4 separate regions of the Mus musculus genome follow, and regions 2, 3 and 4 are each linked to region 1. The links are chromatin loops, found by intact Hi-C in ENCODE. Cell type or tissue: heart. All regions are shown on one strand. Region 1 holds the start of Phldb2 (pleckstrin homology like domain, family B, member 2). Region 2 has its middle 21 kb from the start of Gm15638. Region 3 overlaps Plcxd2 (phosphatidylinositol-specific phospholipase C, X domain containing 2). Region 4 holds the start of Gm52249 (a long non-coding RNA gene).

What was found. Peaks named below come from ENCODE experiments on the same cell type or tissue, not always from the same donor. Only the 100,000 strongest peaks of a DNase experiment are listed, where the experiment ranks them.
Region 2: it touches region 1 in a loop (6-fold over the local background); 5 of 42 quality-filtered maps call a loop at or near these places.
Region 3: it touches region 1 in a loop (5-fold over the local background); 22 of 42 quality-filtered maps call a loop at or near these places.
Region 4: it touches region 1 in a loop (2.3-fold over the local background); 6 of 42 quality-filtered maps call a loop at or near these places.

Annotation. Positions count from the first base shown.
Region 1 is chr16:45,841,015-45,849,014 of GRCm38, reverse strand. Phldb2 (pleckstrin homology like domain, family B, member 2) reads left to right here and starts at 4,637. Exons shown (of 18, transcript NM_153412.4): 1 at 4,637-4,807. In heart, a CTCF peak has its summit at 4,535; DNase peaks (open chromatin) are centred at 4,634 and 5,424; H3K4me3 peaks cover 3,337 bases; H3K27ac peaks cover 2,828 bases.
Region 2 is chr16:45,920,702-45,928,701 of GRCm38, reverse strand. It overlaps a transcript of Phldb2 not described here. Among named protein-coding and RNA genes, the nearest start is that of Gm15638, 21 kb to the left of the region's middle. In heart, no CTCF peak of the experiment used is centred here; DNase peaks (open chromatin) are centred at 4,801 and 5,921; H3K27ac peaks cover 775 bases.
Region 3 is chr16:45,964,227-45,972,226 of GRCm38, reverse strand. It overlaps Plcxd2 (phosphatidylinositol-specific phospholipase C, X domain containing 2), which reads left to right. Exons shown (of 4, transcript NM_001134480.1): 3 at 1-118; 4 at 7,053-8,000. The coding sequence ends at 7,209. Gm15638 (predicted gene 15638) reads right to left here. Exons shown (of 3, transcript NR_152226.1): 2 at 5,251-5,353; 3 at 857-3,590. Among named protein-coding and RNA genes, the nearest start is that of Gm15638, 23 kb to the right of the region's middle. In heart, a CTCF peak has its summit at 4,526 (motif pointing right); a DNase peak (open chromatin) is centred at 4,566.
Region 4 is chr16:45,788,588-45,796,587 of GRCm38, reverse strand. Phldb2 (pleckstrin homology like domain, family B, member 2) reads left to right here. Exons shown (of 18, transcript NM_153412.4): 6 at 7,471-7,599. It overlaps Gm52249 (a long non-coding RNA gene), which reads right to left and starts at 1,057. Exons shown (of 3, transcript XR_003951924.1): 1 at 951-1,057. In heart, a CTCF peak has its summit at 50 (motif pointing right); no DNase peak of the experiment used is centred here.

The DNA.
Region 1 (8,000 bases):
ATGAAACGTCTGAAGACCATAAAGTGTTTAGAAGAATGATCCAGACAGTAAATGCTGTTTATAATAAATATCTGTGATGTTTTATTTCGGCCTGAATACTAGCAACTTAAATATTGCCTACTGAATGTATATTGTGCTAGTAGGCAAATTCATTAGAGAATAATTATCTAGGTTGAGTATATTGGTTAGCATGTTTCAGTCAGGGAAACATCTATAAGCACTGGATCAAAGCCATCATTCATCATATATGTGAACTCATGACAGGCAACGTTCTAGGTGTTTTAGTGATATAGCATAGGGGAAAAAGATAAACATCTGTCTGTCTAGAACTCCCATTCTAGTAAGGCTAAGCAGATGCTAACATAATTTAGGAGTACACTTTGTGATTTCTACACTTTACATCTAGTATTAGTATTGGAGTATTATCTAAAGGCCCTTCTGTGGGAGGCTGGGTCATCATCTTACCATACTGTTAGGAGGAGATGGTAAATTTAAGATTAAAGTGAAACTCTAAGCCCAACACTGTGGGACATGCCTTTAATTCCTGCACTCTGGAGGCAGAGTCATCCCGATCTCTGAGTTCAGGCCAGCTTGGTCTGCATGGCAAGTTCTAGGCCAGCCACTGAGATGGTAATACATTGTCTTAATGTTTAAAAATCAACAAACAAACAAAAAACAAAAAGAGAAAACAAGTGAGCTAGGCATGATAGTACACACCTTTGATTCTAGCACTCCAGAGGCAGAGGGAGGCAAATTGCTGTGAGTTTGAGCTAGCCTGGTCTACAGAGCAATTCCCAGGACAGCCAGGGCTACTCAGAGAAACTGTGTCTTCAAAAAAACAAAATAATGAAACGACAAAAAAAAATGAAGCTGGAAGTGAGGGAAGAATTAGTACTATCAGCCACCAACCCCACTCTCTTGTTCCCTAGGATGGGATAAGCAGTTCTTGTCTTCTACATGGGTGTGTGCTGCCTTATCACAGACATAAAGCAGCTTGGCTGAAACCTCCTAAACCCATGGGCCCAGAATACCTTTTCTCTTAATGAGTTTATCTCAGATATTTGTTACAGTAACAACGGTTAGAATACAAATTACAATTATAAACTAAAGAAAAGATATTGGAAAGGCAAGTTCATCTTAAACGTTTAGCAGAATGGTCCAGGAAGGCCTGAGCAACATGGTTAAATCTGAGCAAAGGAAGTGAGGGGCCGCTCTATACGATGCATGGGGAAGGGCGGGGAGCCTGGAACAGAGGGAGCAAGCTCTGGGTTCCTGAGGCAGATGCACAAGTCTCTGGAAATCTAATGCAGAGATGTTGAGGAGAGTGAGAGATAATAAGAGATACCGGGGGCATCAAGAGTTGAGTGAGAGAGGCAGGAGGCACTGGGAGGGAAGCCTAGCTCAGCAATGCCCTCCTAGGCCAGCACATGGGATTCAGCTTTTGCTTTGACTGAGCAGGGTCACCGCAGAATTGTAGGGAAAGGAGTAGTTGTGTTGCCTAATCTTTTACAATCATCATCCTGGCTTCTGTGTTGACCCTATCCGGTAAGAGAGCAAAGACTGGAACAGGGCAAGGGTAAGTCAAGGCAGTATGGCAGGTGAGCTCTAGCTGAGATAAACAGTGTGGTAGCAAGCAGCTGAAATCTGTGCTGATTTCAATAAGAGCAGAAAGGTCTTTCTGATGAGTTGGAGAGAAAAGAAATTCAAGGATGACGTAAGGTTTTAGACCCAATAGGAGGAAGACTGCAGTTGGAAAAGAGTGGCTGGAGACCGAGGAAGAGATTTTAGGGAATCAGTGTTGGAAATGGTAAATACGTGGTCAGAAGGCATCCATGTGGGCTGCTGCCAGGGGTCTGGGATTCGGGAGGCGTGGGTTGGGGTGGGTGCAAAGTTTGTGGAGAGTCAACTCATGATGGGACTTAGTTCTGTGGGGGTAGAGTGATAGCACCAGTGGAAGCCCCTAGACTGAAACTAGGTCCAGAGTCTGAATTCTGGGTAGTCAGTGCTTAGATCAGAAGAAAAAGGAAGAGAAAAGGGAGCTAAGGATCAGCTGGTAATTGCTACTGAGGAGTGAGATGCACACCCCCACCCTGCCCCCGTGCTGAGAGAATAGTGATGGAACTTGCTAATGCTGAGAGACACAGCCAGCTCTTGGTGCACTCCAGCCTGATCCCCCTACTCCTGCCCCCACAAGTCCCCAGGCCACCCCCAAATCTATTTCCCCTTCCTGGGGATACTCATGCTACCCACCTAGAGCCCTCCCCTTTACCTACTCTTTGGGCCTATAGATTGTAGCTTGATTATCCTTTATTTAGCAGCTAATATCCACTTATAAGTGAATGCATGCCATCTTTACCTTTCTGGGTTTGAGTTTCCTCACTCAGGATGATTTTTTTTCTAGTAGCATCCATGTGCCTGCAAATCATGGTGTCATTTTTAAAACAAACGAGTAATATTCCATTATATTACTGTACCACATTTTCTTTATCCATTCTTTGGCTAGGAACATCTATGTTGCTTCCGATTTCCAGCTATTATGAATAAAGCCACAATAAGCATAGTTGAGCAACCGTCCTTGTGGTAGGATGGATGGTCCTTTGGATATAAGCCCAAGAGTGATATAGCTTTGGATATAAGCCCAAGAGTGATATAGCTTTGAATATAAGCCCAAGAGTGATATAGCTTTGAATATAAGCCCAAGAGTGATATAGCTGAATCTTGAGGTAGATTGATTCCCAACTTTTGGAGGAGCCACCATATTGATTTCCACAGTCAGCCCTTGGTGTTTTGAGTCAGGCTTTACATAGCTCAGGCTGGTCCTAACTGGTTAAGAGACCCAAGCCTGCACGCTACTCTTGATCATCCTGCATCAACTGGTCAAGAGCTGGAATTATTGTCCCGTACCACCATACCTGGGAAGAAGCAATTTTTTCAGTTGCATAATTTAAGCTCAGGGGAATACAATAAAGGCAACTTCTGACTGGAGTATATGGGAAGGCAGAGAGTTGAGATAGCTTTTTGTAACAATTGGCCATCATTTTGCTATAGTTAAACAGGTAAGTGTATGGAGAGGCAAGTGGCTCAAGAGTGTCTTTCCTTTCATTGAGATGGGATAAATGATTTTAAGTTGATGGAGATGAGGTGAAAGGATGGGGTGTAAGTCATGTGAATTTAATAGCGTGGGATACCGAGGTGGTGCGTTGAGAATGCTCTAAAACACAAATCATCCTTATAGGAGTGGTTCTCATGGAAATTAGAAGTCAAAATTTCGGGGCTGGAGAGGTTGTTTGGCAGCAAAGAGCTGTCTAGCTTTTGAAGAGGATCTGAGTTTGGCTGTCAAAACCCTTGTGGAGTGGCTCATGGCCATTTCTGCTTTCCCTTCCTACTTGGATTCACGTGCACACACATGCACCAAAGCACACGCAGGAATAAATAGTAAACATTATTTAATCTTAAAAGTCATACTTTTGCTCAATAAAACATTTTAAATATGCATTTTATTAGTGCGTGTTCTCACAGCTAAAGGCATTGTGTATAGATGAAGCATAGGTTTATTAACTACTGGAAGTACCTACACTAGTACCCCTGTTGCTATTGCTACAGCCTTGAAGACATCCTTGGTGGTAGCTAAAACAATTTGCTAGGGCCATATTGTTATTAAAGAGCTTGCCGGTCCTGGACCTTGCGAGTTCCTCCAAGGTTCTTGTCTTTCTTTGACTTAACCCCACTGGGGCAGAACTTTACAAACATCCACATTTGCATGCGTCAAGACAGACTAGCTGCTCAGGGAAGCAAGGCTGAAAGGCGTTCACGTTAATATTGCTTCCACTGGTTATGTTAAATGTGTTGGAAAATGCAGAACCCTTTATGAGACATCCCTCCAAGGCAATCAGTATCACGGAGTTTTAAATCTGCTTGATTCCAGCCCTGACCCCAGGCGGTTCCATTGCCATTTGGCACAGCTGCTTTTCTGACGCATCAGGTAAACCTGCCCTGGGGAGAGCAGTCTATGGTGAAGTCACCTGGAGTTTCACAGAGCAGAAACTTCGTCCTGGGGAGGAAATCGCACTCCAGGACGTGTTGTGTTCTCTCGTCCCATTTCCACCTTATTTAAAAAAAAAAAAGAAAAGAAAAGAAAAGAAAAGAAAAGAAAAGAAAGCCAACAACAAAGGTTTCTAGCACATAGCTGCGAACGTAGCTTTGAGAAAGTGGAGCCTAGAGATGTGACGAGTGGCCAGGCCACTCCAAACGCAGTAAAAGCAGCAGCAGCTTAGCTCCCTAAGAACCTAGGCTCCAGGACTTCCTAGCTGGGAACTCCAAGGATCCGCTGCGGTGCCTCGAAACTCGGGTCGGGACCAGGAGGGAGCTTCGAGGAGTCCACCACCGCGGGCCGAGGGGCTCTGCTGAGTGTGACACAGAGCACCCAGGGTGCCTGCCTTCTGTGGCCGCCTGCATTCGGCCACCTTATCGCCCCAGGTGAGTAGTGGGCTACAGAGGGCCTGGAGGAGCCGGCCCGCATTGCCTTTGCGCACCCTGGTGGCTCCTTGGGGACACAGCCTCCCCCTCAGCCGACTTGGTAGCCGCCCGTCTCTCTGCGGAGGTCGGGGGCGGAGAGGAGGCGGTGGCCGCCCCCACCGGGAGGGGCGCCCGGAGTGCGCGGTGTGCGGCGGCAGGGTCTGGCTGCAGCCTGCGGCAGCGGCGGGGACCGGACTAGGACACAGGGAGAGAGGGAGGGCGGAGGCAAGGGACAGGCCCAAGGGCAGCGGGACCCGAGGAGAGAGTTGCAGTTCCAGAGAAAGATGAGCTGGTGAGTGGGCGCCCTGAGCGCAGATTTTCTTTGCTTCCCTTGCAGGCTGTAGAGACAAAAGCCCGGGCAGGGGTCCGCAAAGCCTAAACCTTACAGTCCTAGAGTGCTCTGTCCTCCATTGTGCACGGCGATGCGGGGTGGAGGCATTGTGGGGAAGGGGTGTCCAGTAGGGGTGAGGTTTTCGTGAGTGATTGGGTCGAAAAGGCAGGATTTAATTAAGGGTCCCGAAGGCAACTTTTGCGGAAAGTCTGGATTGCTTAGACAGAGATCTGGATTCCGGGGATAAGAAGATCCACAGCTGGATCTTGAGGAGTACGGGACTCAGATAGGACCTTTCTGAAATCGGCTTCTAGTTGTACTTTGTTTCTAGAATGAGGCTGCACGGCGAGCCTCCGGACCGAGATTCTTTCCAGGAGCTCCTGACTGTGATTCAGTTATGGTTTCCCTATCATCCCACACTGAGGGCGTGATGGTCTCTTTCTCTGTGGTGATAGCAGCTGCAACTCTGGGTAGCATTTCGACCCTCTGCTTCAGCCGCTCAGAGAGCCTGCTGAACTCTGGCTTGGTGCGCTCAGTAACTTCACCCTTGCCAGCAGCACTGGAAGCGGGGAGGACTTAGCTAACTCCCGCCACCGGCAGGAAATTAAAAGGCTGACGGGCTGTCCCTTCCCGGATTGGGGTTTCCTGTTTAAAAGAGCTTTATAAGTCCAACCTCCTTCCAGAGGCTCCTCTTTTACCTTTCTCACTTCAAAGAGGGAAGATTCCCACAGTCTTTTATGTGGACTAGCCAAGACTGGAAATCCTTTCGTCCGGCCCAGCCCTCTTCCCTAGAAGTCTTCCTTTTGTGGTATCTCAAGTGTTCTAGGATACACAGCTAGTCTCCTAGCCAGTCAGAGCTGTGAGGGTAAGTCTAGTAGAGACATAAAATGTGGAGTCCGTTAGTGTAAATATTCACACGTTTCCCCCTCCAGTGTATGAACATGTAAATTACAGATGTAAATGTTCAACTCTGACGCTTGTAACAAAGCTTCTAACTTGGGCTTCACTTGTGTGTTTGAGATTATTTTTCCTCTGGGCTTCAAACGACTGAATTTAGATGGAAGGTTCCAAATATGGTTCACAGTTTCATAGGGTTAAACGTTTGCCCTCGGAGCACTTGAATTCTTAGTTCCTGGTAGGCTAGCAACACATTCATTGGGTCTGAGGTAAATAATCCTTTAGAGTGGTCTACTATTTTAACAGAACATGCTTGGTGCCATTTGAACCTTAAATGTGCCATTTAAGGTTCGTTGAAAAGTAACAGTTGTGTTTTCCTGAGGTTCCCTTCCTGGACTTAGTTGTTTAAAAGTTTTTAACTGAATGGTTTTTTTTTCTTTCTCCTTATAAATACATTGTGGAATTTAAACATTGCGTATAATTAAGAAACTCCGCAGTCTCCAAACATTGACAAAGGCCTTTAAAAGAGAGGAGAGATGAGCCTTTGCATTTAGCTTGGTGTAGCTTTTACTCCAGAGGCAGGGAAGTTTGCAAATCCTAGCACGCTCACAAATGGCAAAAGGAGATGTTTGGTTAAGAGCAGTCATCCAGGGCAGGCAATTTGCAGGCTTCTGTCTGGTTCCCCACAGCTGGCAGCTGCTGCTCTTTTGGGGTGAGAAAGGACAGCAGGGCTATCTGCTGCATCCCTGCTTGGGGCAAGCCAGAAAAGCTAGATAAGAAGGTGGGTGAAGATGCAGCCCATCTCTTCAACAACTCTGGCCAAAGTGCGTCACTTCCCCTGGCATTTTCAGGAGAAGGGAGAAAAGCCAAAGTTGACTTGATGGAGCTTGATTGAAGGGCTTTTCGTTACTTTCTTCAGTGTTGTTGGCTCTATGCATGGTGGGTTGTGGAGTGTAATGGAGAACTCACTTCAGGAGTCTTTATTAGTTTTGCATCATTGTTTAAAGCCGTTGGGGCATTGTGGTTATAGTAATTGACCTTACAGGATGCTACATTTCAGCCCTTGGCAGAGAGGGGTTGCCTCAGGTGACAGGGAAAGACAGGAACATTGTACATTTTCCAAGAATACCTGAGCTTTATAAATTGTCATTAAATCTCTCTGAGCTTAATTATTAAATGTGGGGAAACACCTTTTGAGTGGTGTGCTTTGTCTTGAAAGCCCCGAAGTGTGTTTTAGCAGTAGTTCTCAGGAAGAAGGAGTGGCCTGCTGTCTGAATCTTGGCAAGTCTTTTGGTTATGAAGCTGAGGGTAGGAAGGTTCCATCAGCCTCCATTGAATAGAGATCTGGGATGCTGTTATATACCAGGACACATCTTAGCATCTAGAACACACAGAGAGCTATCTGTCTCAGACCCTGTTCTACGGCATTTCCCTAGGTCACGCAGATGTTAGTAAATTGGGGATCTTGATTTAGTTTAGATCTTCACAAATTTACTTAACTCTTGTTGTTCACACATACCACATCCCGCAAGCTTTTTCATCTGCCGTGGACCCTTCTGTCCTTAGCACTAGAAGTCTCTATATCCTGTAGAGATGAAGGACATTGTTAGGTTTCCTTTATGCTTTTGAATTGCCTAAAAATTGAATTTGAGCACAAGGGAGCCTCAGCGATCACTAAATTCAATTCTCAGTTCATAGATGATAAGCCCAGGGATTAGAGACTGGAAAGTCCTTGGGTGAGTTAGTGGCAGACACAGCTCTTGCTAGAGCCTGAGACTAGAGAATGTAATAATTGATATTTAGGAAGGCCAGACTTAAAAACAGAGAAACAAACCAAAGCAAAATCAAGAACAAAAACTGGGACTTGACCCTTCTTGAGAGTTTTAGCAAAAGCTTTCCCCAATTTGAAAATAAACTCCTGGATGCGGGCAGTAATGTAAGCCTGAGTGACTACAGAGCATATGTCTGGGTGTGTGTGACCTGTGACACCACTTCTGAGGCCTGGACTATCTTTTCCATGTCAGATTGAGCAACAGATGGTCCCACATACATAGCAGATGCTGTCTTTGAATGCAGGTACAAAATGAGCATCTGAGGTTTTCCTCCTTCGCCCTCTCACTGTGCCTTAGCATCAGAGCACATGAATGGGCAGTTATCTCAGACAGACGGGAAAGGTTATGGAGGGAGAAAGATCCCTGGCAGCTGCAGAGGGTGGGTGGGTGGCAGAGATCTATAAACTGATGAATGTGGATATAGA
Region 2 (8,000 bases), 80 kb before region 1:
TATTATTGCTCTTATTAATCTGGACTTTAGAACCCAACCTCATACCTAAGATGACAATATTTTTCAAGCCAGTCATTTAACTTTTGATATGGCAGCTTCACCATTATAAAATCAGAAATGAGATATTCCTGATCTCACCAGGTTGTCATAAATATGAAATGGAATCGTGTTTAGAAAACTTTGTCACAGTGGTGACACAGCATAGTATGGCCCTGACACAGATCAGCAATAGGCATTATGTATTAATTAAATTTGCATTATCATACAGTACTGCCTAGCCAGCACATCATGATGTTAGTATTTCACAAAGTCAGAGGCTTTATACTGTTCGTCTTTATCCTACTGTAACAGACTCATGCTAGGATCTGAAGTTCATCTCCCCAGACTCCTGTGTTGAAATCCAAGCCCCGTCAATGTGATAGCATCAACCGATTTCCTCCTTCACCCTCATAGATAAGCAAGTGTCTGCCATAACTCAGGAAACAGGCCCTCCTCACCAGTCCCCAAGCTTGCCAGAGCTTTCACTTCAGACTTTCCAGCCCCCAGGTATATGAGAAATAAAATTTCTGTTGTTTCTGCGATAGATATCAATCTATGATGTATCCTTATGACAATCCTGAAAGAGTAAACAAACAGTTATGGTGATATTTGTTTCAGAAAATAGAATGCCCTTTAGTGAGGAAGCAGAGTGATGTTCTGGCAACAGTGTAGCACTGGAGTTGAACACACCTCAACTTGACCCTGATGCTGCTATGCTGCTGCTTCTTAAGTTGCCTGGCCTGCGGCAAGTTTTGGAATGTCTTTGAAATCCCGCTTTCTGTTTGTATAGTGGAGATAACAGAACTTACCTCCTAGGGTTACAGGGAGGATATAATGAAACAATGTTTGGGAAGTCCTTGACTTCTGGTCTGCAGCCCAGAAATGGATTTTAGTCTGTGACAGAAAGACCCACTGCCCCCACCCCCCCCCACTTGATAGAACTGACTGGAATAATTACAACATCTGGGAGTCTTATCCAAAATATTTTTCCAGTGACAGAGTACAGGAGAAAACCGCCTGGTCCATTGTGTATTTTTGTCTCTTGTGCAAGACTTGGCTTGGTGTATGATTTACAAATAGATGTCTGATTATAAATTAGGGGCAGGGGTATCGGGAATCTAGATGTCTTCTAGCTATCACACTTTTGCCCCATGCAGCTAATTGGTAGCACAGAAGTTTTGTTTGTTCTTATAAAGTAGCTGAGTCAAAGTGGTCCACTAATGCTCACAATTTCATTTCAAGAAGGTTTAAAATTATGTGTTGAGGAGGGCGGCAACATCATAAATTCCAGGGAAGAGTTACCTTCAACGCTCTTAAAACTGGGCTCCAGTGACCCCATCAATAAAGGCACAGTTGTCCAACAGAGGTGCTATGACCTCAAGGCAGGTTCATGGACATTACCCAGACTTGGACCCTCACCTTCCATCCTTGCATTACTCAGACTCTGTCTTCCCAGTCTTAATTCCCACTTGCTGAGTGAGGAGATGCTAATCCGCCTGTGGTGTCCTTGTAAAAGAAATTGCACAATCTCAGCTGCTGAGAGGTGAAGATGCTCCCTAAGTCTCTCCTTTCCAGAGGCCCAGAAGAGCAGAGCAGAGAAGCTTCTCTCTGCTTTGGGCCAAGGGGGATCAAAGTCTGAAGCTTAGCTTCCAAGCAACGTTGGGATTCAACTTTTTCTTGGCAGACACGAAGCACCCGTAACCTTTGCCTCATCCCGCCACACCAATGTTCTGTAGCTTCTTACTCCTGATCAATACACTTGCTGGAAAGTAGGAGAAAGTAGCAAGGTTGGCATTCACAGTGTTGGAGGGTCAGGGAGGCACCCAGACGGCCATCTAGAAGGCTCTGAAAAGTAGGTGGCCATTGTAGAACACCCTTCCTTTTCTCTATACCACTGGTTGCTTCCAGAACAATACAATTGAAAAGGTGATTTATAGCTAATGTCCATGCAAAAAGTTATTTTTTAGCTGGCAAAATGAACCTCAGATGTTAGACAGGGAAAACACGTCCAGAAAACTCTTTTGTATTAGTTTCCCTTAAAGAGGAAAACCAATTGGATATCCAGTCCATACTACTTTAACTCCAGTCCTTAGATACAAAATTAAGGCTTAAAAAGCAAAGAGATAATACATTCCCTGCTTCCTAAATCACTCTGCTGCTCTATTAGACAGCATCAGACTTGAAGTGAAGACCAGACCCAGCTCACTAGAAACTGAAGTAAAGGGCGGGGGTGGGGTGGGGTGGGGTGGGGGACTAAGTCCCACTCTTTGAAACTTGAAGTGCAAAAGAAGAAAAACAGAATGAGTGCAGCAGAATCTACCTTAGTGTTTCATCGTTTCTCTTTCCTCCTCTCCACTTGCAGACAGCCTCTCAAACACACGAACAGACATATCCCCCCACAGCTTTCCACATACATCAACAGACACCCCCTCACATACAAGAACAAATACCCCCTCACATGTGTACATACATGTGTGCATTCACATACACCCTCACATACTATAAAAGGAAGACAAGTAACCCTGAATCAGAATACTAACAGTTTTTTGTTTATTATCTACAAGATTTACCATCTTCTTCATATTGTTCATTTTCTGCAAACTAAGGTTGATAATATTTTTTTCTTATAGCAGTGTTGTTAGATCAAATAAAACAACAAAATGTATTTTATAAACCACAAAACAGCCATTTAGTCACTTGTTTCAAGAAACTTAAAAACCCAGAGAAATTAGGGCACCTTCTCTCAAATTCCCACTTGTAAACATACATGTCGAACATGTCATAGGTCTATGGAAAAGTTTTGCTGGTCTTGTTTTTCCTCCAAGACTCGACACACAAAAGGACTTGGGCATAACAAGCAAAGAGCAGCTGTGTTCAACTGAGTTCTCGGAGTCTCCTGACCTGAACCCTTCCCATCAATGCAAAGACATCTGTAAACATCTGTTGTTTTTCTATAGTCCCAAAGTATGCCTTTTGCAGAGTGTTGACATTACATTTGTGAGTCAAATATTTCCTGATGTAACATAGAATTTTGGAAAGGCATTTTCATAATGAGCAGAAACTTTCAAATATTTTTCTGGAATTCAGTTTCAAGGAATTGGAGAATAGAGGACACAACCATATTTTTGTTATCTGCAAACTCAGATGATAATCGTAACTTCTATGTCTATCAGTAGTATCTAATAGAATAGTTCACATGCAGTTGTTTAAATGCACAATGAATTTTCGGTGGTCTTGATAACTTGATTATCCTATTCCCAGCGGCTCTGCCTTTGCCACTGTCAGGACTTTGCTTCTGATGGGAATTACTGTGGCTGACATTCCCTAAGTCATTGCATTTTTGTCTGACTACTAAGTTCCTACAGAAATAGTAGTTTCTGTAGTGGCTTAGGCTTAGTTTGGAAGTTTGTATGCAGTTTTGGATGAATTGGGTGACGTAGGGGAAGGAAGAACTGGTAAGTGCTGGTAGCACACGAGAGAGATTGCGCCTTAGACGCTCATTTTGGAAGAAGGGGAAGACGGCAGCTGGTTGATCCTGGTTGGTATTTTCCAGGGGATGGTTATTAAAAGATAGAGTAGATAACATCAACTGGGGATACTTACCCCCGTGAGAAAAAGCCTAGGGAAGCCATTTGTGTCATAAGCTGAGTGATATCCAGGATGACTGCCTAACATAGCTTTGGGTGATTGTCACAGAAGATTCCAGAAAGCAAATGGAATTTCAGCATGATCTTGAATTAGAAGCCATATACATGAAGGAACTCCAAGGGTTTTTAAGCATAAAGTTCTGGTAGGTTAACCTGGACACAATGACGGGCTTACTGAACTGTAGTGTACATCAAGACAGAGGTTTACAGATGCTTATAGTGCACTCTGTAAACAGCAGACTGATGTAATGAGGGGTTTGTACAGGAGAGAGTTGTAAGAGGACAGCAGATTAGAGCCGTGCTACTAAAACCATACACTACAGAGCACTCATTTCCTCTGCAGACCAAGCTCTACTCTATGAGTGATAACAGACACACCAGCTCCAAAAGATGCAGGGAAAGTAGTGGAGCCCTAGAGGGCTATACATTGGCCCATCAGCCAGCCAGATAGCCCTTTCCCCATGCCCTCTGGTGCTGCTGTGAATAACAGAGTGCAGGCCACTGTGCAGGCTGTGTTGATGGGCTCATGTGAACAAAGGTTGGCAGGACTGCCTGGGATTTCAATGTCTTATTGAACAAACTCATCACCCAAATCCACCCCCAAGCTTAGAGCTTGCTCTGCCTTGGCGGCAATCTAGCATTGCCTTGCGAAGCCCACATGCAAAGTCCCAAGAGACAATGCTTGGATTCATGTCTGGAATGTTTCCACCTACCATGGAGCCCACTCCCACTCCTCTGTGTCTGAGGAAGAGATTCAGAAGTGCTCAAAGAGCCCTCTGGCCATCAATGAGCAATTTATAGTCTTTAATTATGGGCCAATGCAAACAATACTTTTACTGAACTGCCGCCTCCCCTTCACCCCTGACCCATGGGCAGACACGTGGCAGTGAATGTTGCCAGATGGAGATTGTTTCTGGAAAGCCACATTTAACAGGACTTTATTTATGACCCAAGAGCTGCACTCATCCATTATCCTATGGCTGGACTTGTGCTTAGTGTCTAAGCAGCTCCAGTCTCGAATGTGAAATACTTTGGGTTTGGATCAGATCCTGTTTATGAAGGAGAGGAGACTTTGTCCCCTCCAAAATTCCCTTGCCAAGCCCAAGGACTATGAAGGAAGTGGGGAAGCCAGCCCAAATCATTAGGTAATAAAAATGGGCTGAAAGGGAACCCAAAACCCAAGTAAACAAACGTTCTCATTTGGGTCCAGTTCTTCACTCAGCAAGTCTGCCAGACAGCATCCTCTTCCTCTTCCCCCATCTTCCCAAGGGTTAGAAAGATGAACTCTTTTATCTCAGCAGCTCCTGTTAACCAAGTGTGTCGTTTCCCCATCTAAACATTTCAGGGCTCCAGCTCAGGCATGTGTTAATGTCTGTTCCCAAGTAACAGAGAAGAGGGCTGAGATGATAGCAATCAAAAAGACGCTCAGCTTGATGGGAGTGTCTTGGAGAAGTTGAATTCCTCATTCCCAAGTTTCCCAGGCAGAGAAGTGGCACCTCTAAAAACACATGCAAGAAGTCCTCTGCGCTCTGGATATGGAACACAGTCTAGGGCACGAAGCTTTAGAGAGCTCTTTTTTTTGATTTGCTGTGTATAGATTTATCGTCACATTGCGTCGATATTTAGCCACAACATTCAGAAAATATCTAGGGTAGACGGTTGGGAAATTGATGCAATTCCTTTAGTTTGATCAAAGACTGATGTCACAGGGGATGAGAAGGTGGCTCTCAGGGCAGAGTGCTTGCTTGCTACTTAAGTATGTAGGCCTTGGTTTGATCTCAGTATCTGGATAAAAGCCGGGTATGATGGTACATGCCAATCATCCCAATGCTTTGGACGTAGACATAAGAGGAGCTCACAAGAGGATTGCTGGTCAGCCAACCAGCCAAATCACTGAGCTCACGTCCAGTGAGAAAGCCTGGCTCAAGAAAAACACACAGATACCTCCACGCTCAGATGCACACATGTGCACATGAGGATCACTAGCCCTACGGTGTGGACTATAACAAGTATGATAGCTATTTATTTATGCAATATGTTTCAGCAAACCCATAGAAACGCATTGTTAAACTTTAGTTATTTTCACTTCATTGGTTTTCATATTATGTTTAAGAATTCACTTTGCTTTCCAGTACTCTCATAAAACACTTTAAAGAAAGAGAAGGATCTGCATAAGTGGAAAAAGTTAGGTAATGAGAAAGACAGTCCAGAGCCAACAGCTGAAGATCTTTGGCTGTGTCCCAAGGTCCACGCTTCCCCCCTGTGGAAGGTGCTTCCTCTGGGAGGGTTCTCATTACATCATCAATGTATTTTTTCCAAATAACAAACTCCCTGGAGTAGGAAATCTGCCTGGGGAAGCATTTATCATTCCCAAGCAACTTAGACGTCAGATCTTTGTAGAAAGTATTCTTTTTTATATAGTTTCCCTGGGGTGTGTGTGTGTGTGTGTGCATTTATGTATGTGTTTCCTCTTTCTTTAAAGGTTATTAATTAGTAAGACATCCCAGATTTAATTTGGCTTTTAATTTGTTACTATTCTAATGCAAATACCGAGTGGCTGTCCTTTGGGAAGGTGTGGTTTTGATGGTTTTTCCTCGAGAAACACTTCTCCTGATTGAAGTATTCACACACTAACACACATGGAATATGCCAAATTATAAGACTCTAGAAACATACTTGAAAAAGATGGATAATATACAGCTAACAGAAGCCAGGGTGAGGATCTCTCCTCTCTTGGAGCAGAGAGCTGGTCACAGTGGGCTTCTACAGAGCAACCAGGCTGATGAGGCAGCTGTAGTAGGGGTGAGAAAAGTCAGTGAATCCAGAAGACTCAGGGCATCCAGGAATGCTTCATCCAGTGCTCAGGAGTCTCCTTATTCATGGATCACCAGCCCACGCAGACAAAACCACTGGCATTGCAGCAGTCCTGGCCTTTGAGAAGGAACTTTCTAGGTTAGTTAAATGTCTTTACCTTCCCAGGAAACCTGGGAAGAACTTCTATGAGCTTAATGGTATGATAATAAAAACTGTCTGTCTCATGTTTCTTCGAACTAGACGTGTCAGTGCCGCTGGTCCCTTCTGAGGGCTGTGAAGGAGGTTATTCTCCTTAGCTCCTGGGGTTTGCTGGGGACCTTGGCTGTCTTGCCTTGTAGATATGTCATTTCAGCAGCCTTTCGTCTTTCTGTGGTATGCTTCCTATGTAAACACGTGTCCCGAGTTTAAAGCCAAAGCCGCCTTCCTCTTTTTTTTCCCCTCTTATTGAAAACAGATTCTTTTCTCATACAGTATATCTTGATGATAGTTTGCCCTCCCTCTCCTCATCCCAGTTCCTCCCCACCTGCCCTCCCCTCTGGATCCACTTCCTTTCTGTCTGTCATCAGAAAAGAAAAGACTTCTAAGAGATAACAACCACATATAACAAAAAAATCATAAGATGATCCCAAAACTATCATATCGAAGTTGGACACAAAAACCTGGCAGGAGAGAAAGAGTCCCGTCAGCAGGCACAAGAGTCAGAGTCCCACTCATTCATTCAGGAGTCCAGTAAGAATGCTCAGGTAGTAGCTATAATATATATGCAGAAGACCTGGCACAGACCCATGTAGGCCCTGTTAAATCTAACTTCTTCTTCTTTTTTTTAAATCCACCTTCTTAATAAGACACTATTTACATAGGATTAGAATTTGCTCCCATAACCTCACTTGGCCTTGGAAAGATCTTTAACCTCAAATAAGGCCAGAGACACAAGTATAATAATTAGGACTTCAGCATCCTTTGGGAGGACATGATTGAACCAGTAACAGAGAAGGTTTCTTTTAAATGCCGGTCCTAGTTCAATGGTCACCCTTGACTTGTGTCTTAGTCAGGGTTTCTATTCCTGCACAAACATCATGACCAAGAAGTAGGTTGGGGAGGAAAGGGTTTATTTGGCTTACACTTCCATATTGCTGTTCATCACCAAAGGAAGTCAGGACTGGAACTCACACAGGTCAAGAAGCAGGAGCTAATGCAGAGGCCAAGGAGAAATGGCTTGCTTCCCCTAGCTTGCTCAGCCTGCTCTCTTATAGAACCCAAGACTACCAGCCCAGAGATGGTCCCACCCACAAGGGGCCTTTCCCCTTGATCACTAATTGAGAAAATGCCTTACAGTTGTATCTCATGGAGGCATTTCCTCAACTGAAGCTTCTTTTTCTGTGATAACTCCAGCTGTGTCAAGTTGACACAAAACTAGTCAGTACAACTTGCTTATTTTGAAGTTATCTGGCTCAAAATAACATAATGTCACGATAACAAGTGGTTATTTTTCTTTTACAA
Region 3 (8,000 bases), 120 kb before region 1:
CCCTGAGTGAGCGAGCTCCACGTGGGGCCTTCCATGTCTCCCAGGCCATCCTCACGCCAAGAGTGAAGACTATTGCTCGAGGCCTGGTGGGGGGCCTCAAGAACACACTAGTTCACAGGTAAGAGGTGGCTCCTACCCCACGGGTAGGGTTTGTCTTATTGTTTCATTGGTGGTGGTAGCTGGTTGATTGTTTGGTTTGGTTTGGTTGATTGGTTGGGTGGTTGAGTTGATTGGTTGATTAGTTGACATTTTTGTACAGTTTCGACTGGCCTTGAACTCACAATCTTCCTGTCTTTGCTTCCCTGATACTGGACTTACAGGCTTACATACTTAGTGCTATCCCCCAGAAGAAGTTTCACACATACAAACTCCCTCTCCCTCTCCCCCTCTCCCTCTCCTCCTCCCTCCTCTCCCTCCTCCTCTTCTTTTTCTCCTCCTCCTCCTCTTCTTCTTCTTCCTCCTCCTCCTCTTCCTCTCACCCCCTCTCTCTCCCTCTCCCCCCCCCTTAGGCTGTGGAGATAGCTCCATTAGTAAACTTCTCTTACAAGCATGAAGATCTGATTTCTAGAACCCTTGCAAAAACAATTCAGAGCACAGTGAGCCCACGTGATCCCAGAAACCAACAAGTAGAGAAGTAGAGACAGCTGGGTGCCTGAGGCTAACTGTCTGACAAACCTAACTTAATTGGCAAGTTCCAGGCCAGCAAGAGACTCTCTAAAACCAAATGGATTATATCTAAAGAATGAGAGCCATGGTTGTCTTCTGGCCTCCCACACAAGTACATACACATGTACCTACACACAACTATATCTGCACACACATCTCACACACACACACACACACACACACACACAAACATTTAAATTGATTTTATTCTGAATAAACAACAGTAAAACTTTGAGAATTACAAAAACATAAAACACACCATTTTGTAAAGCTGTGGATTCTAGGGGTAGTATAGGAATAGCACTCTAAGAATCCTTTGATACTTTATTAAAATGTTTGCACTATTCCATAAATATTCACTATATTTTGATACTATGACAAGTACTCTGAGCCAATGTCACCCAGTGGCTTTTTTTGTTGTTGTTGACACACACCCATGGTGATCCTCTTACTGCCCACACAGCTGACTGGGATAATCACTGTTAAAAAGCACTAAATAAAGTTTGTCATGCTTCATGCTAGGGACGGTGGGATGGTCCTCCAGGAGTTTGTTCTTTCTTCTTTCATGACCATGATTGAGTCTTGAGTACCATGCCACAGCCTCAAATACTTGGGCTAGGATTAGGTCTGATATACGTATAAACGAGGATGATCCAGTTATTTTGTATGAGATGATATTCTTCGTCCTGGGCACCAGTGAATGATGGATAGAGGATGGCAAGAAAGCATATTACATGTATATGAACATTTGGGTATATATGTAGATTGTTTATGTGTATAAGTGTGTATGTGTATACATATTTGTACATGTATGTGTATAATGTATATGTGTATATATGTATATGACAAATATGTATGTAGAGGGATATTATAAATTCACTTTTCAGTAGGCTATCCTTTGTAAAACAAGTTGAAGAGACATGTATTTAGGTTTTTTAAAAAAGATATTTACAAGTATCTGTTTAGTTCTTGAGTTCTAGGTAGTGACTAGAATTTGAATAATGAAAGGTGTGTTTAGTCACATCACATGTCCAGTTACATGCCCAGTCATATGCCCAGTCCGTCAGTCACATGACCATTTACATGACAGTCACATGACCAGTCAGTTACATGCCCAGTCAGTCATCCACATGCCCAGTCAGTCACATGCCCAGTCACATGACAGTCACATGCCCAGTCACACGACAGTCACATGCCCAGTCACATGACCAGTCTGTCACATGTCTAGTCAGTTACATGCCCAGTCACATGCCTAGTCACACTCATTTGGTTCTGAGTTTGAGAAACATGGTTTCATATAATAGCCATGTGCTTAGTCAGGTGTTTTAAAGGCAAGCAAGAACAGTGTTCTTGCTTTGTGCTGAGAACTCCTGATAATGTCAACCATGGACTGAAGATGGGCTCATTTCCACGCAGCCCTTCAAAGTCTTAACGAAATTAACTGTGTTCAGCTGGCCATGGTGCTGCACACCTGCAATCCCCAGCAGTTGGAAGGCTGAGGCAAGGGATTGTGAGTTCAAAGCCAGGAGAAGCTATGACTAGGCTAGATGCTAACACTCTTTGGGAACAAGGGTATGGTAGAGTGAAACCCTGTCTGTAGCCCAGGCTGGCCTCAAACTGACTGCTTGCAGTCCTCCTGACTCAGTCTTCAAGAGTGTTGGGATTCTAAGTGTGAGCTAACAAGCGAACCAAATGAAATCAAATCAAATCAAACAATCAACCTTAATTCAGTGTGATATCTCTTAAAAGGACCTAGAATTATGCGTTTTTTTAAAAATATATGTTCAAGTTCCTATTCCATTTTCTTCATTCTTTGTAGCTTAATGTTACTTACTCATTCAGTAAAAGTGAAGTTTTCTGTATGTTCAGAAAAACAGAAAGAGTACCTGGGAAGAGGCAGATGGAGAGACACAGAGGACTCCTGTAGCCTTTGCCCCATAGTCTTTTAGCAAAATCTAACATGAACATTTCTATACCTGAGTGAAGACCAGTCCACTGCAAGTCTGTGTGGGCCGCCAAAGAGGCTATTTCACACGAAGGATAGGTCCTTTATTCTGAATAAAAGGCACCCTTTTGCAAATGCTTTTATTTGATTCTTAAATCCGGGCCAGTGTTTTGACGTGGAGAAGGGGCATGCCATGTAAGGCCCCTTGTGGGTCCTAATATACGACAGTATTCAGGGAAGCTAAATGATCCAGCATCACAGATTACAACTAAGATTACAGCCCCTGTGAGAGCCAAGAGCCTGTCAGGTCTGCCGGGCTTCCGTCTGTGTAGTGCTGGGCACTGCTGTGAGCAGAAAGAATGTCTAAGCTTAATTTCCTAGTGTTTCTAGGCCCCCGTGATTGAGTTAGTAGTCCCTGGATCTAGTCAGTTCACACTAGTTACAGCTGGTAATCCACACTCTCACTAGTCTCATGTCCTGCTTTCTTAGTCTTGCTGCCAATGAATGATGCCTCTCTGTTTAATGGTCAAGAAGATGAGCGCAAAGGCAATGTCTCCCAGCTGGTAGTGAGAATGTGTCCCTCAAATGAGTAGCTCTCTTGGCATCCTCACTGTTTCTGGTCATGGGAATATTAGGAGTGTGATCCTACATTCCTGTGCCTACACATCAGTGGAGCAGGAACGTGGCTGTGGTTAGGAGTCTGTTCCCAAGTGCCAGCAAATCACATGACTGTCATTTCACAACTGAATAATCGTGGGCTCTCCCCCTGAGCACCAGCGCCCTGAAGGCTGTCTGTACTGGCTAACTGAACAGGGATGCTACATAGCTGATTCCGAGCACTGATCAACAGCTCAAAGCCAGGGAAGATCCAGTGTGTCTTCCTACTGGGGACCAGGTAGTTTCCTTGGTAGGAAGCTAATTCCCAACTTTCAGATCCACTTGGAACATGAGAGTCTCTTGTTCACGTTGGTTCATCACCCTGGAAGAAAGCCACAAACATATATAGACAATTCAGCCTGGATTTCTGTTGTAGCTTTCCTCAGACTGGAAAACACCTGATCCAAAAGGCTCGCAGTGAGTCAGAATGCAGTCAGGAGGCCTGGAGTTGAAACCTGTAGGGTCCCTACTAATGTCATTGAATTATGTCCCCTCTCTTCAAATTAACCAGTTTTAAAATAATAATATTAAAATAATAATTCAACCAGGTTTAGTGGTGCATACCTTTAGACCTAGCACTCCAGTGGCAGAGGCAGACAGATCTTTGCGAGTTCAAGGCCACCCAGAGCTATGTACTGAGCCCCTCCCTCAAGTTAAGGTGAGTACATTTAGAGACATTGCATTTTAAAGAGAGAATTAAGTTAAAAGGCTATTACGGTGGGTTCTAATCTACTCACATTGAAGTCCAAAGGAAACTTAAACCCAGAGACAATAGAAGAGAAGCAAGACAGTGTAAGCCTGCAATCCCAGCATCCATGCAGAGGAGGGGACAGTCAAGGTCATCTTTGAAAATGTAATAAGATCTCCAAAAGCACGCAAAAGGCAAGAGACTACAGGAATATGTGTGTGCATACAGAGAAAATGACACATAGGTTGCTGAGGGGAGGGCATGAGGAGGAGGAAATCTCCTGCAATAGAGAATAAGGGCTTCAGAAAAAACCCAGCCCAATAGCATCTCAACCTTGACTTGTAGCCTCTAGAACAGGGGAAAATAACTCCAGTTCTTTGAAGTCAACAGTGTATATGCTGTTATGACAGAGTAAGTGAGCTAACACAGTCCTCTGGACAATCGGGTGTCCCTGCACATGTCCTTGAGGTCTCTGAGATGAGCTTTTCTTCACCACTTAATCTGGAAAGTATGGATTTATAGTCTGCAAAGGGTCGGGGCTGCCTCTACCTGGCAAGTATCATTCCCCCAGAATGACCAGCAGGTGGCGCAGGATCTCCAAACATAGGTTCTGGCCAGGGATCCTTTGAATCCTAAATGTTACAAGCTCACTACTACTGTGTCTTTCACGTGGGACGGATGGGAAATTTTGGCCTTTGTCTGAGAGTTCTGTGTTCTTCAACCCCGCTTCCCAACTTCACAACTTCGTTGTGTGGATATATAAGAGGTTTCCTATCCCTACTCCCCCAAATGTTTCTCTTTCGACCTCTTTACTCTTTCCTTTATGATACCTTTCCTTTGCCAAATACACGACACTGCTCTAAGCAGCCATTGCTCTGAACACTTTCCATATACTATCTTTCTGATTGATCCTGTTTCACAGGGAAGAGTAGCTGACAGACAAGGAATTGTAGTCAGTTAAGATCATCAAGCGTCCCAACTAAAAGTAGAAGGACTTTTGTACCACAACCAGCTAATACAATTTTTTTCTAAAAAAGTGATTTGATCAATAAGACTATTTCAACTCATGGCAGTGAAGTCTCTGCTGACTGAGAGAAGAGCTGAGGTCTTAACATCACTTTTTCTAGAAGACTACGAAATGAGGGTACATCAAGCTTCAGTGGAGGATAGAAATGGGGTGCGGGGAGAGCCAGAGAGTAACAGAAGAGAGGGACGGACCATGGATGTTAGCTAGAGCAAATCCAACCCAAGGGATTCCTAGACGTGCAATAATCAACTGTAGGCCAGTTTCTACCTTCCTTTGCTGGGTATTTCGTGAGCTGTGTTTACTGTTACAAGATAGCCAGTAGCCTTGATGGTTCTTCTCTTCCTCTGTGGCTCCTCACACGTAGGTCACACTGGAATGAAAGTGTTATTTACATCATGAGCTCTGAGCCTCTGACACACCGGAAGTCTTCTGTTTATCAAATAACCCCAGCAACTGTATTCAAGAGACAGCTGATTAAATATTAATCTACTAAAGAGCCATGAGCAGTACGAGGATAACTATCTCTGTGGAAAGTGAACCCTGGCCTTTTGTAAAAAAAATTAACTGGTAGTTTTTAAAAAGTAAGATAAAGGTGAATCCGCTGAAGCTTTCAGAAGGAACTGTGGAAGGAAGGAAATCTTTGTGAATTGGAAGTGAATGTGTTTCTTAAGCAAATCACAGAAATTTAAAAAAAAAAAATGATGGGGGATTGGAGGGATGGCGGGAGTTACGAGCACTCACTGGAGAGGTGGCTAAGCCGAAGACACAAGTTCAGCTCTCAGCCTATAACTTCAGCTCCAGGGGATCCAACTCCCTCTTCTAGATTCTGTGAACACCTCTGCACACACATGCACATACCACCATGAGGTCACACACACACACACACACATGCATACATACACATGTACATGCCCCCATAAGGACATAGCCACATAAATAAATCTTTTTAAAGAAAAAAGATAACAAATTGCACTCCATCAAAATTAAGAAATCCAGGCTTATCAAAATATTTTGTTGAGAAAAATACAAGGTAAAAGAAATGTCTGCCAAATATATCTGACAAAAGGCTAGTATCCCAGATGTAAAAATGTTTCTAAAACTTAACATTTAAAAGAAGAAAGAAGGAATAATATCAAGCCATATTGTGTGAAACTCTCAGAGAACAAATACAAAACTGGAAAATAATAAAAAATGATTAAAAAGTAGGTGGAAGAATTGTTAAAGTGATGAATACATGGATACTTGCAAGAAAAGGGCACACAAATCCAGTCTGTATTCCCAGCAATCCTTCTGCTTCAATCTTCCATAGGCTAGGATCACAGACATGCATGAGTGGCCACACTTATTTTAGAATGACTAGATTTCACAACAGTAATGGGACCAATTTTTAGGGAGAACTTTAACGGTCCGGAGCTTTCCTGTTCTGTTGTTGCAACTGTAAAGTGGGGTGGCCCCCTCGAGGAAAGCTCTGGCAGTTTCTTATAAAACTAAATATAAATAAACCCTTGATTTTTATCCAAGTAAAATAAAAGATGATGCCCATAAAAAAGACTCATAAAAGAATGCCCATAATAGTTTATTCATAATGACTGCGAATTAAAAACAGTCTGTGTGCCTATCAATAGGAAAATGGATAGGTTGTGTTGTATTCATACAGAACGACGGTGATGTGCTGATAGATACGTGGCAAGCAAAATAGTAAAATAGCAAGAGATAGGGGCGGGTCCATTTACTGTAAAACCTCATTCAATTTGCCATCTGTTTGAATTTTTTTATGAGGAACCCTAAGAACCTAACAATAGAGGACTGATGGACTCTGTGTTACGAGGTCCTTCCTGTTAATGTGGCTGTCCATTTGATGCTAGAAGCAGATAGTCATTTGCATAACAGAAACCTTGGAGAGGTTAGTTCTGGTGGAAGCCTGATCAGTATGCATGGAGATATAAGGCTTATGTGTTTCTGACACACATTGTGTCGTGACAGAAGCGGCTCATGCCCTTTGCTGCTCTTGTCACTTTAACCCTAACTATCTGTTTATCCTCTTTTCACCTAACCCTTTCTCCATGTAGGAATCTCCCTGCCATCCTTGATTGGGTGAAGACTCAAAAGCCTGGCGCCATGGGTGTCAACATCATCACATCTGACTTCGTGGACCTGATAGACTTTGCCACGACTGTGATTGAGTTGAACGACCTCCTAGAGGATCGAGCTCTGACTAAGTGTTGAATTCATGCTTTGTTTAATTTGAGGTTGAGGTTGTTGATATAAGGTAGGATTCTAGAGGGTTCTAGGAAAGATGACTCACTTGTAGGCAGTCACGGGGAAGTGAGGAAGGAAAAGAAGGCCCTCTCTTTCCTCACATAGCTACTTGGACTTAAAAAAAAATCTAAGGGGTTTCCATGCATTTTCCCCCAAAGACACTTTTACAAACTTAAGTCTAAGAGAAGAATGCATGTTTCCTATGGTTAACATCAGGATCTCCCCAGTGGCTTGTGGTGGCAAATGGAAGATGGAAGCATCCTTTTCAGGTTCTGTGGGCTATGCAACATCCTAACTGGCCCAGCTTCCTCTTGTCTTCTGTGGTCATTTGAGCCTGTGTGAAGACTAAGTCAGAAAGGCATTCCTGGTCAGAAGAATGGCACATGTGAGCGTGGACCATCCTGAGAGCTCTCTGCCATCAACCCAGAGCTCTAAGGGGCTCCTATGGAGCCAAGAACCAGGTCTCTCATGAACTGTACAGTATCACCACTTTCTACGAGAGCAAGATATGTTTATTATCACAGTGCTCAGCCACAGGCTGGCTCTGCATATCTTGGGCTAGAAGTGGGCACCTTTATTCTTCATATAAGCAGTGCACCCTACCCTTGGCATCAGAAAAAGTATTTTCTTATTTTAATGTATTTTGGGCCCTATCTTTAAAATGATAGGGACAGTAGTTGGAAAGTCTTTTCTGTGAGGGCCCAATACAGACTAAACATGCATGTTGGTTGCATGCCAGAGTTCTTTGATTTCGTTCT
Region 4 (8,000 bases), 52 kb after region 1:
TGGGTATGTGTGTGTTTTGCCTAGTCCATGCACCATGTGTGCAAAATCTCCAAGGAGTCCAGAAGAGGGCATCAGATCCTCCGGAATTGGGGTTGCAGATGATTAGGAGCCATTGTGTGCTGGGTATTAAGCTCCGGTCCCCTGGAAGAGACAGTGCTCTTACCTGCTAAGCCATCTCTTCAGGTACCTGCCCTAGTTACTTGCAGACAAGGAAGGCCTTAGAAACACAGGAAAAGTGTTTAATATCACAATGCAGTTCAGGTCTTGATATGAAATTACTGACAGCATTTCCTTGGTCTTTTATTTTATCTAATTTGAAGGCAAGTATTTTATTTACTTATTTAAAGTTGTACATATTATGAATTGTAATTCTATGATACTACATGAAATGTCAGCTATACATGTGCTTATACATACAAAATAAAACATGGATAAGGTATTCTGTTATATATTTACTAAGCATTTTTTTCTATTGGTTCTTGGTCTAGCCCTTCACTCCTCTTAAGGAATGACGGTCAGTTTATTTCCATGTGAACTCTTGGGATAAAGGTCCCCTGCCTGTTGCTATTCTGGGATAGAAACCATATCACAGATTCAGCCGCTATAAATGTAGAAAAACCCTGAACAAATATGACTTCCTGACTTCCACATGAACTCAGAGGGGATGTTCATTTAGTGATGCTCTAAGAAAAGGAGCATTCGGAGGCTGGAGAGATGGCTCAACAGTTAAGAACGCCGACTGCTCATCTGGAGGGCCTGAGTTCAAATCCCAGTACCCACATGGTGGCTCACAACCGTCAGTAATGAGATCTGATGCTTTCTTCTGGTGTGTCTGGAGACAGCTATAGTGTACTTACATATAATAATAAATAAATGTAAAAAAAGAAAGAAAGAAAAAGAGCATTCACCCACTCCATATCTAATCAAGCAAAGGAGAGGGGGCTGTTTACCTTGCTGACATTGTGGAGAGCCTCCATGCGTCATAGGCCCAGGCTCCCATAATCCCTGGCTGGAAGGGTTGAGAAGGCTCTTGCTTTCCTTCTAGTCCCTCCTTACTTTAAAAGCAGAGCTTGATTTGGGGAGAAAGTGTGCCGAGGCACATCTGGTATATATGCTTTTCTCCTGTCTTTGTCTATTTTTGACCATATTAAAAATAGGTTTTCAGCCTCCTCTATTCTGAGATTATCTGTGCTTCATCTGTGTATCTTAGCATACAGGAAGTAAAATAGTCGATTGAACTGAAAAGCGAATGTGATATTTAAAGGAAAGGCCACACTTCCTTACTTCTGGGAAAGTTTTTTTTTTTCTTCTTCTTCTTCTTCTTCCATTACCCAGATGGTAGTCATAAAACTCAGGCCATCATTTCCTTAGAACACGAATCTTGTTTGTTTCTCTGCACAGATACAGTGTGGCGCTGTGGGCATTCTCAAATATACACACTGAGCTGTGTGTTGAAACTGAAGCATAGGTCACTGTCCCTAACATATACTCCTGAATGGAAGCCGAAATTCTTTTCTACAATAAGCAAATGTTTCTGCATATGAAGTGGCTACATTTTGATCCTCATTATTATCTTGCCAGAGCACTACTTCCTCCCTTTGCTTCCCTCTTAGCTGGGGTTGGAGGAGGGGATGGGGGCAGGGGGAGGGTTGAGGGCATCAGCCTGGCTCACATTCCTCTCAGGTGTTAATTCCAGGGTTGAGCACATTTGCCAGGTCACATTTAGGGTGAGCAGGAATTGGCCCTTTCCTGGGGCCTCTTTCTTATGTTTCAAAGTCAGCTCCCTAGCTAAAGCAAGTCGAACTGGATCATGGGATTTGAGGATTAAACCAACTGGATGCCACATGGGACTTACTTTTTTTTTTTTCCTAGTGTTTCTTGATTACAGCAGTCATCTGTTCAGATTTACCTAGATTTTATACACAGAGTATCCATTAACTGTGTAAATGCACGCTAGGTAAATAAATCCCACAATCCCCATGGTTTCCGGATCACAGATGTAACCCTTGCTAAATCTGAGCGAGGGCTGTGTGCATCGGGATAGCCTGAGTGCCTACTCTGTGCTGTGATATGAGCTAGAGCATTGGAAAATTACAAAAGTGGATCTTCATTCTTGATACCATTGCTTTTTAAGCAAGCAGAATTGGGAGAACTAGCAATTATAAGCACAGGAAACTTGGTTATGCTTGAATTTTCAGCTAAGCGGAGAACAAGTCTTTAAATCTATACCTCAGGCAAAACGTGGATTGTTCTTACACAAAAAATATTAGTTACTCATTTGAAGTCAAATGGAACTGGGTGTCCTTTGTTTTACCTGGCATCTTTTCGGTATGACCTTGAAGCACCTGGTTTACTTGTGGTAAAATGATCTTTCTCAGTTACCTAGATATTTTGGGTATTGTTTTAGGATTCTCTGGAGTCACAGAACGTATGGAATGTCCCTATATATTAACATAATTTATTGTAATGACTTAACAACCTGCAGTCCAACTAACCCCACAATGGGCACCTGTGAAAGGAACGTCCGAGAATCTAGTAGTTGCTTAGTCCCACGAAGCTAATTGTTTTGGCTGGTCTTCTGTATCCTAAAGAAGTGGGTTCCAACAGATGTGCCAGCAAGTAAGTGCAAGCAGGAGAAGAAGAGCCAGTCTTCCTTCTTCCAATGTCCTTATGTCGGCCTCCAGCAGAAGGGGTGGCCCAGATGAAAGGTGTGTATTACAGCTAGATCTGGGATTTGATTTGTCCCAGGCTGACCTTGACCTCAAAGATTTGTTTGTCTCACTCTCCTGGTTACGGCTAAAGGCATGCTTGAATTGAATACCTTGCCTGGGAGCCACTCTCCCTCAAGATCTTCATGTCAAGATCCAGGTAAGGAACTTGTGTGTTCCAGGTTCAAGATCTGGATCACAAGTGTGCCCTCCATTTCTGGATTGTAGTTCATTCTAGATGTAGTCAGCTTGACAACCAGGAATAGCCATCACAGGCATGCTATTAGACATTCACACAAAGTCAGCAAGTTACATTTCAGTGTCTTCCTTTAAGAGTACAACTGAGAAGAAAGAAAACTTGCAGGAGTCTTCTAACCAAAAGATCTAGAAAAAGAAGTCCTGTTATGTTATGTGGATTGGTCTTGAGTAATTTAAATGAATATTGGCTACTCTTGCATATAAATTGAAATTGTTTAGGGTAAAAGTCCACACTTCCTGGTCTTTGTATGATTTGAAAGCAGTCATTGGCACCTGAACTTGAACTCTGTCCTCCTCCCTGGATGTTACTGGGCTGTAGGGTCTGTCACGGTTCATCCTTTGTTTGATTCACTCAAAGCATTTCGCTTGAATGTATTTAAAAAAAAATCTACAGTTGGGAACTTACTTATAATAGAGGTGTTTCTAGGCTGTGAAGTTAAAACAGTAGAATCAATGACTTTAGGACTTTTCTTTCTTTGTGTGTATGTCCCATGAAAGCATGACACTCCTGTGGAGGTTGGAAGGCTTCCTTGGGTGTTTGTTCTTGTTTGAGACAGTCTTTGTTTATTGCAGAATACACCAGGCCAACTGACCCTCCAGCTTCCCAGGCTGGTATCACAGATCCATGCTGCCACATCAGGGTCACATGTCTGGACACTCAAACTCAAGGCCTCAAGGTTGAGTCACTTCCCCAGCCCTTGAGAACAATTTTTTGATTGGTTTTTGAATGACCATTTAGTGTCATTGAGAAAGATGAAACTGTAATTGTCATTGCCTCTCTTAGTCCCAGACGACTAAGCCCAGGTTCTCAACTTGACAACCTGGACGAAAGCAGAAGGAGATTTTTAAAAAATGTTTCTTCATCTGTCTCGTAGCTCTGTAGTAGTGACTGAGACAAGATTTAGAAATATGATCAGTAAATCCTTGCTGTGTTATCCCAGTGTGTAACCAGAGCAGCAAACCCCTGGGCTGAAAACACTTGTCGGTAAAAGGACAATGTCTCTCTCCAGTGCTCTTTTAATCTTTATTGAATGAATGAACAAAATATCTGCAAAAAAAAAAATAGAGCCAGCTATCCGATTCTTTGAATTTTATATTCACAGATTCAGCTAGTCAAGAATCAGTGATATTTCAAACGACAACAAACGTCTGTCCTAAACACATGTAACAAATGCCATTATTTCCCTGACTAGTTCCATATAACAACTGTTTGCACATCATTTGCATTGTATTAAATATAATAAGTAATCTAGAGGTGATTTAAGCTATGCAGATAGATCTAGTGGGTTGCATGCAGATGCTACACCATTTTATATAAGGTTTGAGCATGTGTGGACTTTGTTTACCTTGGTGGTCCCAGAAGCAATCTCTTGAAGTTACTGAGGGACAATTGATCATGCCAACATTTGTACACTGATCTCTAATTTATCTGTAACTAGCTTACCATTGATTTTATGAATAGAGAGCTTTCAGGAGATCTGTCTTACATGTTCAAAACAGGCAGGACCTAGCAATGGGCATTGACCCAGCTGAATTTTGCCCACGCATCACCGGCAAACAAGGCAGACCTAGAACAAAGAAAGGCCCCTAAAGGAGCAGTCAGCCTCTGAAGTCACATTATTCTGTTCTTGGATTTATGACCATTCTTTTGTAATTTTGGGTTTTGCTGGAGAACACTTTATCTTTATATAACTTTATTTTTAAACAGAGCAAAGTTTGTTACATTTTAAAGTCATCTAATTCTTAAAAATAGGTTTAAATCTTAAGAGAAACAAATCTTTTTGAAAATAATATATTCATTTCTACTTTGGTGTTTGGGAAAATGCCCCTATGTTGATGGTCTTTAGAATAGAAGCCTTTACTTTCTCGGAGAAGGAAGGACACTCCATTTGAATAATTTACGTGTGAAAAGCAAGAATCATGGAACTCTGGAATACTTTTTTCCTTCCTTGTGGAAGGTGATGCCTTAGCTCTCAGTAGTTTCCTGCTCTATCAATAGAGCAGAGGAGTATTAGTTTCTTTCTGGCTCCAAGTTGTCCTACCCAGGGCTCCCAGGGAGTGATGTCACCTCTGTGATCTGTCTGAGCCCACCTGCAGCTAATCCTCTGTGTATCCTTCCCCTCTCGCTTCCTTTGCTCTGGCATTGGGCCCCAGTGAGCCTCTGCTCTGAGACCTAAGTGGTGATCAGAGCATTCCTGGTACACACCGTGAAGCCGCAGAAGGTTCTAATGGTGCCTGCTTGCATAATTCTTTTAACCTCGCCCTTGTATGGAATTGTGAAACGCTTCCAGCATCTCAGACTGAAGGCACTGAGTAAACATGAGGTATTTTATTTTACAAGTTGTTTGTTTGTGTTTATTGTTAACAATTTGAAATGATGAACACATAGAGTAATGATTTGGTAATGTCTTCCAGTCTGAGACCCGTTTTGGAGGACAGTGGCTTTCCATATTACCTAATAGCTCATCTCTCTTTCCGACCAGAATAACTTTATATTGTAGGTCTTGCCCCTTTAGTATTTAATTATGATGCATAGTCTATTTTTTAATTTTTATAATTTTCTGTCTAGAACTAGAGTTGCTGTTAAGTCTGATACCCGGTATTTAGAAATAGAACTCTTTTTTGGATACGCTTATTTTGCTGTGTCACTCACTGTCTTTGATCCACAGGAAATAACACTCTCTTAGCCAGAAATCAGCAAGTGTGTGTATTGCTGCTTATATTAAGGACCGATATGGGTTCTGAAAGGAGTGACTAACTTAGCAGACTTGGTGCATTCTGCTCTCTGTGAGCAGTTTCTCTGTTAGTTGTGTACTGATTTTCTCTAGTCATACAGTGAGCAAATGAACTGTGGGAACTTGGGAGAATTGTCTTGTACATTGTTAATGCTGTTGTAGAATTATTCTAGGTTGGTAAAGAGGCAGGCTTCTCAACTTTATGACAACTGGGTTCAATTATTTGGAGGAAAATAAAACACATTCGTAAAATACCTTTGAAATTTAAAGTCACTTTAAAAATGGAGACTTTCCTCAACCTAGGTGGGTGCTAATGCCACACTGTCTTAGATTTGAACAATAACATCTTTTTCATGAATCTACCTATGTGTTTATGCCGGAAATCATGACTGTTTGTATAAAAAATTACAAAAAAGACAATCTTACAGGATTGTTTGAAATCTTCATCTTCTTAAAAGGATCTTTTGTGACCGAAGAGGCACACATAAGTCCTTTAACTTACTGATGAGGGTAAATCTCAGTGGATTTGTTTACCCTGAGAGTTAAGTAGGAAAGATTCTTGCCTAAACTCCCCTTCAAATGGTGTTAAATTCAAGAGAGGCTCTGTGGGCCCATACTGTCACTGCATGTAGTAGCGACCAGTTATATCAAATAGAATGAGTCACTTCCCTCTTTTCTCTGCTGGATTTTGGGGTCTCTCCTTCATTTCCCATGGTCAGTCCCTCCCTCCCTTCCTTCCTTCCTTCCTTCCTTCCTTCCTTCCTTCCTTCCTTCCTTTCTTCCTGTTTATCTTTTCCAGGGAGAGGTGTCATTGTAAGGAAACTTGTGTCTGCAGGGTCAATGTCTAAGCATTGTCTCCAAAGTACCTGACTCTACTCTGTTGAAGCTTGAATCAGCCTGGCAATCATCTCTCTTCTCTTCTCTTCTCTTCTCTTCTCTTCTCTTCTCTTCTCTTCTCTTCTCTTCTCTTCTCTTCTCTTCTCGCCTCGCCTCGCCTCTCCTCTCCTCTCCTCTCCTCTCCTCTCCTCTCCTCTCCTCTCTTCTTTCTCTCTCTCTCTCTCTCTCTCTCTCTCTCTCTCTCTCTCTCTCTCTCTCTCTCTCTCCCTCCCTCCCTCCCTCCCTCCCTCTCTTCCTCCCTCCCTCTCTCTCCCTTCCTCCCTCCCTCCCCCCTCCCCTCCCCTCTGTACCTGAGTTAGATTTTATCTCTGGATTTTCTCATTTCATCTCTGAGTTTTCCCCATTGCTAGAACCATTTCAGAGGGAGGAAAAGGTGGCCAGGAGCAAGCCTAGAGCACCTCTGGCTGGAGAACAGAAAGTTCCCGAATCAATCTAGTGAAGGCTCTGGCAGTTTGGATCAAGAGGGTACTTAAAGGCAAATCAACAGCTCCCCTGCTTTATCCAGTTTTCAGACAAAGGACTCTTGGCCCAGAAAGCATATGATGTAGCTGGCACCTCTTTTGTTCCTTGTGGGCCATGGAGCAGTGCTGCTCATTCTTTGCACACACACCCCAGACCCCCACCCCATGTGTGGTAGCAGGAGGGAGTGAAGAAATAATGGCAGGTGTCCGTACCTGGTAAGGAGGCTGTCTGGAGAAGGCAGGATCTTCCATTCTGTTCTTATCTCTTGGCCCTAACCACTAACAAGCTATGTTTGTTCATTCCTAGTGTTTGCTTGTGCCTGTTTGTTACCACCGGGAATGCCCGCTAGCACCTGCCTGGGGTATGAAGGTTAATACCCATCCTTCTCTTTTCTGATCTCTGAACTTCAGGAGAAGGTAAAGCTTGATGCTGAGAGGGAAAAGCTAGAGAGGCTTCAGGAGCTGTACTCCGAGCAGAAGACCCAGCTGGACAATTGTCCTGAGTCCATGAGGGAGCAGTTACAGCAACAACTCAAGAGGGTCAGTAGCAAACAGGAACGCACTGCTGGTTTGTTTTGTTCTTTGATATTAAGTTCCGCTTACCTGTGACTTACTGCTTAACAGAGCATACATTTGCCTAAGATCTAATTTTTAGATCCTTAAAAAACATAGATATGCATGCTAACAAATATATATGACTCTCTGTTAAATTGGTTGAAAAATTCCTTGTTAGGACGGTCTCTAGTTCATAATACAAAACTGTTTCTGGAGCCACCAAGATTGTAGCTTTTAAATCAACTGACATCTTCCGCTACTGTATCGTGAGTATTGTTTATCCTTGAATGTCTTTCCTCTTAGCTTGATTTTATGCTCTTGTTTAAGCATTACCCTATTCCGTTTGTACCACCGTGCCTCAGCTATTGACTCTTTTCTTCCTGCTG